Regions from separate parts of the Homo sapiens genome. Here region 2 is linked to region 1. A link is an interaction called in ENCODE POLR2A ChIA-PET data of the cell type or tissue named here. Cell type or tissue: OCI-LY7. All regions are shown on one strand. Links, peaks and the distances in the headings refer to the core of each region. The heading gives the core; the rest is flanking DNA.

Evidence for each region. ChIA-PET counts read pairs that join two places held together with the same protein. Peaks named below come from ENCODE experiments on the same cell type or tissue, not always from the same donor. Only the 100,000 strongest peaks of a DNase experiment are listed, where the experiment ranks them.
Region 2: POLR2A ChIA-PET joins it to region 1 with 12 read pairs; 2 of 35 experiments call an interaction of 5 or more read pairs at or near these places.

What each region holds. Positions count from the first base shown.
Region 1 is chr6:41,849,765-41,852,581 of GRCh38, reverse strand. All of the region lies in intron 3 of USP49 (ubiquitin specific peptidase 49), which reads left to right. Among named protein-coding and RNA genes, the nearest start is that of USP49, 44 kb to the left of the region's middle. In OCI-LY7, for the core only: no CTCF peak of the experiment used is centred there; no DNase peak of the experiment used is centred there.
Region 2 is chr6:42,221,366-42,224,182 of GRCh38, reverse strand. No RefSeq gene overlaps it. Among named protein-coding and RNA genes, the nearest start is that of MRPS10, 4.9 kb to the right of the region's middle. In OCI-LY7, for the core only: no CTCF peak of the experiment used is centred there; no DNase peak of the experiment used is centred there.

The sequences.
Region 1 (2,817 bases), core at 302-2,801:
TGTCTTTAATTTCTTTCCACAATGTTTTATAGTCTTCATCGTCCAAGTCTTTCACTTGCTCAGTTTTATTCCTAAGTGTATTTTATGCTGTTATTAATGAGATTTTAAAAAATTTCCTTTTGAATTGTTCATTGTTAGTGTATATAAATACAGCAGATTTTTGCATATTGATTTTGAATCCTGCAGCTTTGCTGAATTTGTCTATTCTAACAATTTTTTTGCAAACTCGTTAGGATTTTCTTTTTCTTTCTTTTCTGAGATGGAGTTTCACTCTCGTTGCCCAGGCTGGAGTGCAGGGGCACAATCTCAGCTCACTGCAACCTCCGCCTCCTGGGTTCAAGTAATTCTCCTGCCTCAGCCTCCCAAGTAGCTTGGATTACAGGCATGTACCACCACACCCAACTAATTTTGTATTTTTAGTAGAGATGGGGTTTTACCATGTTGGTCAGGCTAGTCTCGAACTCCTGACTTCAGGTGATCCGCCCTCCTCGTCCACCCAAAGTGCTGGGATTACAGCACAGGTGTGAGCCACCGTGCCCGGCCCAGGATTTTCTATATATTAGATCATGTTATCTGAGAACAGATAAATTTACTTCTTTTCTTTCTTTTTTTTTTTTTTTTTTTTTTTTGAGACGAGTCTCGCTCTGTCTCCCAGGCTGGAGTGCAGTGGCGCGATCTCAGCTCACTGCAGCCTCTGCTTCCCAGGTTCAAGCAGTTGTCTGCCTCAGCCTCCCGAGTGGCTGGGATTACAGGTGCCCGCCGCAATGCCTGGCTAATTTTTTTGTATTTTTAGTAGAGATGGGGTTTCACCATCTTGGCCAGGCTGGTCTTGAACTCCTGATCTCGTGATCCATCTGCCTTGGCCTCCCAAAGTGCTGGGATTACAGGTGTGAGCCACCTTGCCCAGCCCAGGTAAATTTACTTCTTTTCCAATTTGCCTAATTGCACTGACTAGAACTTTCAACATTATGTTGAATAGAAGTAGTGAGAGTGTGCATGCTTGGCTTGTTCCTTGTCTTAGAGAAAAGGCTTTTATTCTTTCACCACTGAGTATGATATTATCTGTGAGGGTTTCATACATGGTCTTTATGATTTTGAGGCAGTTTCCTTCTATTTATACTTTGTTTGATGTTTTGTCATAAAAGGGTGTTTTGTTGAATCTTGTCCAGTGCCTTTTTTGCATCAATTGAGATGGTCATCTTTTTGTCCTTATTCTGTTAAAGTGATGTGTTACATTGATTGATATTCATATGTTGAATCATACATGCATTCCAGAAATGAGTCCTACTTATTGATAATATGTAATTCTTTTAACATGCTACTGAATTTTCCAGTATTTTGTTGAGGGTTTTTACCTCAATACTCACAAAGAATATTCATCTGTAGTTATCTTTTCTTGATGTCTGTGTCTGGTTTAGTGTCAGGGTAATGCTGGCATCATAGAATGAGCTTGGAAGTGTTCCCTCCTCCTCAGTTTTTGGAAGAGTTTGAGAAAACTTGGCATTCATTATTTTTTAATGTTTGGTAGAATTCTCTAGTGAAGCCATCTGGTCCTGGGCTTTTCTTTGTTGGCAGTTTTTTGGTTACTGATTTAATCTCCTTACTCATTGGTTTTTTTCAGCTTTTCTATTTCTTCATGATTCAGTCTTGGTAAGTTGTGTGTTTCTAAGAATTTATCCATGGCCAGGCGCGGTGGCTTACGCCTGTAATCCTAGCACTTTGGGAGGTCGAGGTGGGCGGATCAGGAGGTCAAGAGATCGAGACCAGCCTGGCCAACATGGTGAAACCGCATCTCTACTAAAAATACAAAAATTAGCTGGGCGTGGTGGCGCACCTGCAGTCCCAGCTACTCAGGAGGCTGAGACATGAGAATTGCTGGAACCCAGGAGGCGGAGGTTGCAGTGAACCGAGATGGCGCCACTGCACTCCAGCCTGGCAACAGAATGAGACTCTGTCTCAAAAAAAAAAAAAAGAATTTATCCATTTATTCTAGGTTATCCAGTTTGTTGGTGTGCAATTGTTTATAGTAGTCTCTTATAATCCTTTTTATTTCTGTGACATCAGTTACAATTTCCCCTTTCATTTCTGATTTTATTTTATATTATTTATTTATTTATTTTTTTTTTTTTTCTTTCCTTAGAGGCTGAGTCTCACTCTGTTGCCCAGGCTGGAGTGTAGTGGCACGATCTCAGCTCACTGCAACCTCTGCCTCCCAGGTTCAAGCGATTCTCCTGCCTCAGCCTCCCGAGTAGTTGGGACTAGAGGCGTGTGCCACCTTGTCTGGCTAATTTTTGTATTTTTAGTAGAGATGGGGTTTCACCATGTTGGCCAGGCTGGTCTTGAACTCCTGACCTCAGGTGATCCGCCCACCTTGGCCTCCCAAAGTGCTGAGATTACGGGCATGAGCCACCGCACCTGGACCTTTCTTCTTTTTTAATATATGCTTTTACAACCATAAATTGACCTCTTAACACTGCTTTTCCTGTATCCCATATGTTTTGATACATTTTCATTTTTATTTGTCTCAAGGTATTTTCTAACTTCTCTTGTGACTTGTTTGATCCTGTGGCTATTTTAAGAGTGGATTGTTTAATTTCCACATATTTGTGGATTTTCCAGTTTTCCTTGTGCCATTGATTTCTAGTTTCATTTCATTGTCATTAGAAAAGATACTTTGTGCCGGGCACAGTGGCTCATGCCTGTAATCCCAGCACTTTGGGAGGTCGAAGCGGTGGATCATGAGGTCAGGAGATCAAGACCATATTGGCCAACATGGTAAAACCTTGTCTCTACTAAAATACAAAAAATTAGCTGGGC
Region 2 (2,817 bases), core at 91-2,590, 370 kb before region 1:
TTATTAGAGGCGAGGTTTCGCCATGTTAGCCAGGCTGGTCTCGAACCCCTGGCCTCAAGAGATCCGTCTGAGGCCCGCCTCGGCCTTCCAAAGTGCTGGGATTACAGGTGTGAGCCACTGCACCTGGCTGTATGTTTACTTTTTTTTTTTTTTTTTTTTGAGACAGAGTCTCCCTCTGTCACCCAGGCTGGAGTGCAGTGGTGTGATCTCAGCTCACTGCAAGCTCTGCCTCCCGGGTTGATGCCATTCTCCTGCCTCAGCCTCCCGAGTAGCTGGGACTACAGGCGCCCGCCACCACACCCTGGCTAATTTTTTGTATTTTTAGTAGGGACGGGATTTCACCTTGTTAGCCAGGATGGTCTCGATCTCCTGACCTCATGATCCACCCGCCTCGGCCTCCCAAAGTGCTGGGATTACAGGCGTGATGTATGTTTACTTTTCATGGTCAACAGAAAACTATAGAAGAACTTTCAAATTCTGGATTTCATACAGAAGTTTACAGAATTTTACAAAAATAAATTTGCTTTAAGTGGGGAATGCCTATTCAAGACCTTGATCTAGATTCTTTTGGAGGGTGGGGGGGGTGGGGAAGGGGGGTTGTTGTTGTTTTTAAACTAATAGAGACAGGGTCTCACTATGTTGGCCAGGCTGATGTTGATCTCCTGGCCTCAAGCAATCCTTCTGCCTTGGCCTCCTGAAGTGCTAGGATTATAGACATGAGCCACTGCACCTGGCCTCTTTTGGATTTTTTTTGTTTTTGAGACGGAGTCTCACTGTCGCTCAGGCTGGAGTGCAGTGGCGCGATTTGGGCTCACTGCAACCTCCACCTCCCGAGTTCAAGGGATTCTCCTGCCTCAGCCTCCCGAGTAGCTGGGACTACAGACCACCACGCCTGGTTAATTTTTTTTTTTTTTTTTTTTTTTTTTTAGTAGAGATGGGTTTCACCGTGTTAGCCAGGATGGCCTGGATCTCCTGACCTCATGATCCACCCACCTTGGCCTCCCAAAGTGCTGAGATTACAGGTGTGAGCCACTGCGCCTGGCCTTTTTTGGTTTTTGACTTTAATTTTAGCTGTTTACTTTAGACAACCTATACCAAATAAAATAGCTATTCCTCTAGAAACTGTGTGCCTTAGCCAGTGCTGTAAATTTAAAGTCTACTTCTGGAGGCCTAATTGGAAGATTTTTTTCTACTTTTATTCAGTCAGTCGATCCTCATGAGCCACCATTATTCCATACTGTATTATACAGGGGGAGGAGAGTGTATAAAGATGGCTGTACATGATTCCTTCCTGCCAAGGAATTTAATACCTAGAAAGACATATGGGGGCCTTGGAACAGATTCAATTCCAGGATTGAGAAGAGACCTATCAATATTCGGAATCCTCTCACCATCACCCACATGTACACAGCAATTTATAGCGGGTGCTCAGCAACTATTTGTTCAATGAGTTAACTCGCCAGTCCTCCAGGTACGCTCATCCATGTGTGCATTTGGCAGAGAGAGAATGTGTGTGTAAATCCTGAATTCCATTTACTCCCTATCTACCATCCTCAGCCACCGCCAGCGAGCTGAGATGTGCTCTAGGAATGTGGATGAGAGTTCATGTTGACACAGCAAAGCATAATTAGGAAGACATTTTAAGAAATTGAATAATATATTCCTAAGAGAACCATAAGTGATCTTTGAATTGTAGATATCCCTGTGTAAAGGAGCCAAAGGGCCAGTCGTGATGGCTCACTCCTGTAATCCCAGCACTTCGGGAGGCCGCGGCGGGTAGATCACCTGAGGTCAGGAGTTTGAGACCAGCCTGACCAACATGGAGAAACCCTGTCTCTACTAAAAATACAAAAATTAGCCAGGCATAATGGCGCATGCCTGTAATCCCAGCTACTCGGGAGGCTGAGGCAGGAGAATCCCTTGGACCCAAGAGGCAGAGGTTGCAGTGAACCGAGATCAAGCCATTGCACTCCAGCCTGGGCAACAGGAGTGAAACTGTGTCTCAAAAAAACAATAATAATAAAAATAAATATAAAAAAAGGAGCCAAAGAGCTGATTACTTCCTTTATGTACGAGAGGATCTTTTGGAAAGGACTGTCTTTAAAAACAGAACAACTGGCACAATCAAAATATGATTAACTGTAAAATATTTGATGTATCTATGTTTATTTTTTCTGGACATAAAGCAAGGTTTACTTGCATCAACTATCTAGAATCATTGGACTCCTGCTCCTCTACATGAGGTTGGGTGTCTGGAAGTTTAGGCTGTAGGAAAGAGACCCTTAACGGATAGGCCAAGCTTCAGAACGCTGTCCCTGCCCACACCTCATGCCAAAGAGCACTGTTCACAGCCCTACTCTGGGCAAAACCTGATGTTGCCCCTTACAATGAGTTCTACCTAGGCCCTAGCAAGTCGGCACTTGATCCCAAACCATTAGGCCCCTAGGCCGTGTGGTGACACATTTGGCTCAGCCCAGGAAGATGAGAGAACCAAATCAAATTTCCACATTTGAGAGTATGAATGGAGAAACTTGATGAGCCAAAAGCAGAGAGCAGTGGCCATGCAGAGTCCTGAGGGAGCAGAAACTATTGGTAAGCAGTGAAAGCCCATCATTAAAAAGAACACATTTGGCCTCAGGAGTGAAGAGGGTATCCAGTCCCTAAGACTGTTTAAAGCATACCTTTCCAGTTCCAGGAGCTGTCCAGACCACACAGGTCTTTAAAAATAAGCCCCTATTTCTTTTGGAGTGGTGCTAGGGTGGTGGGTATTTCTAGTCCTATTATCCAAGAGATTTAAATAGAACCGAACCTCATCAT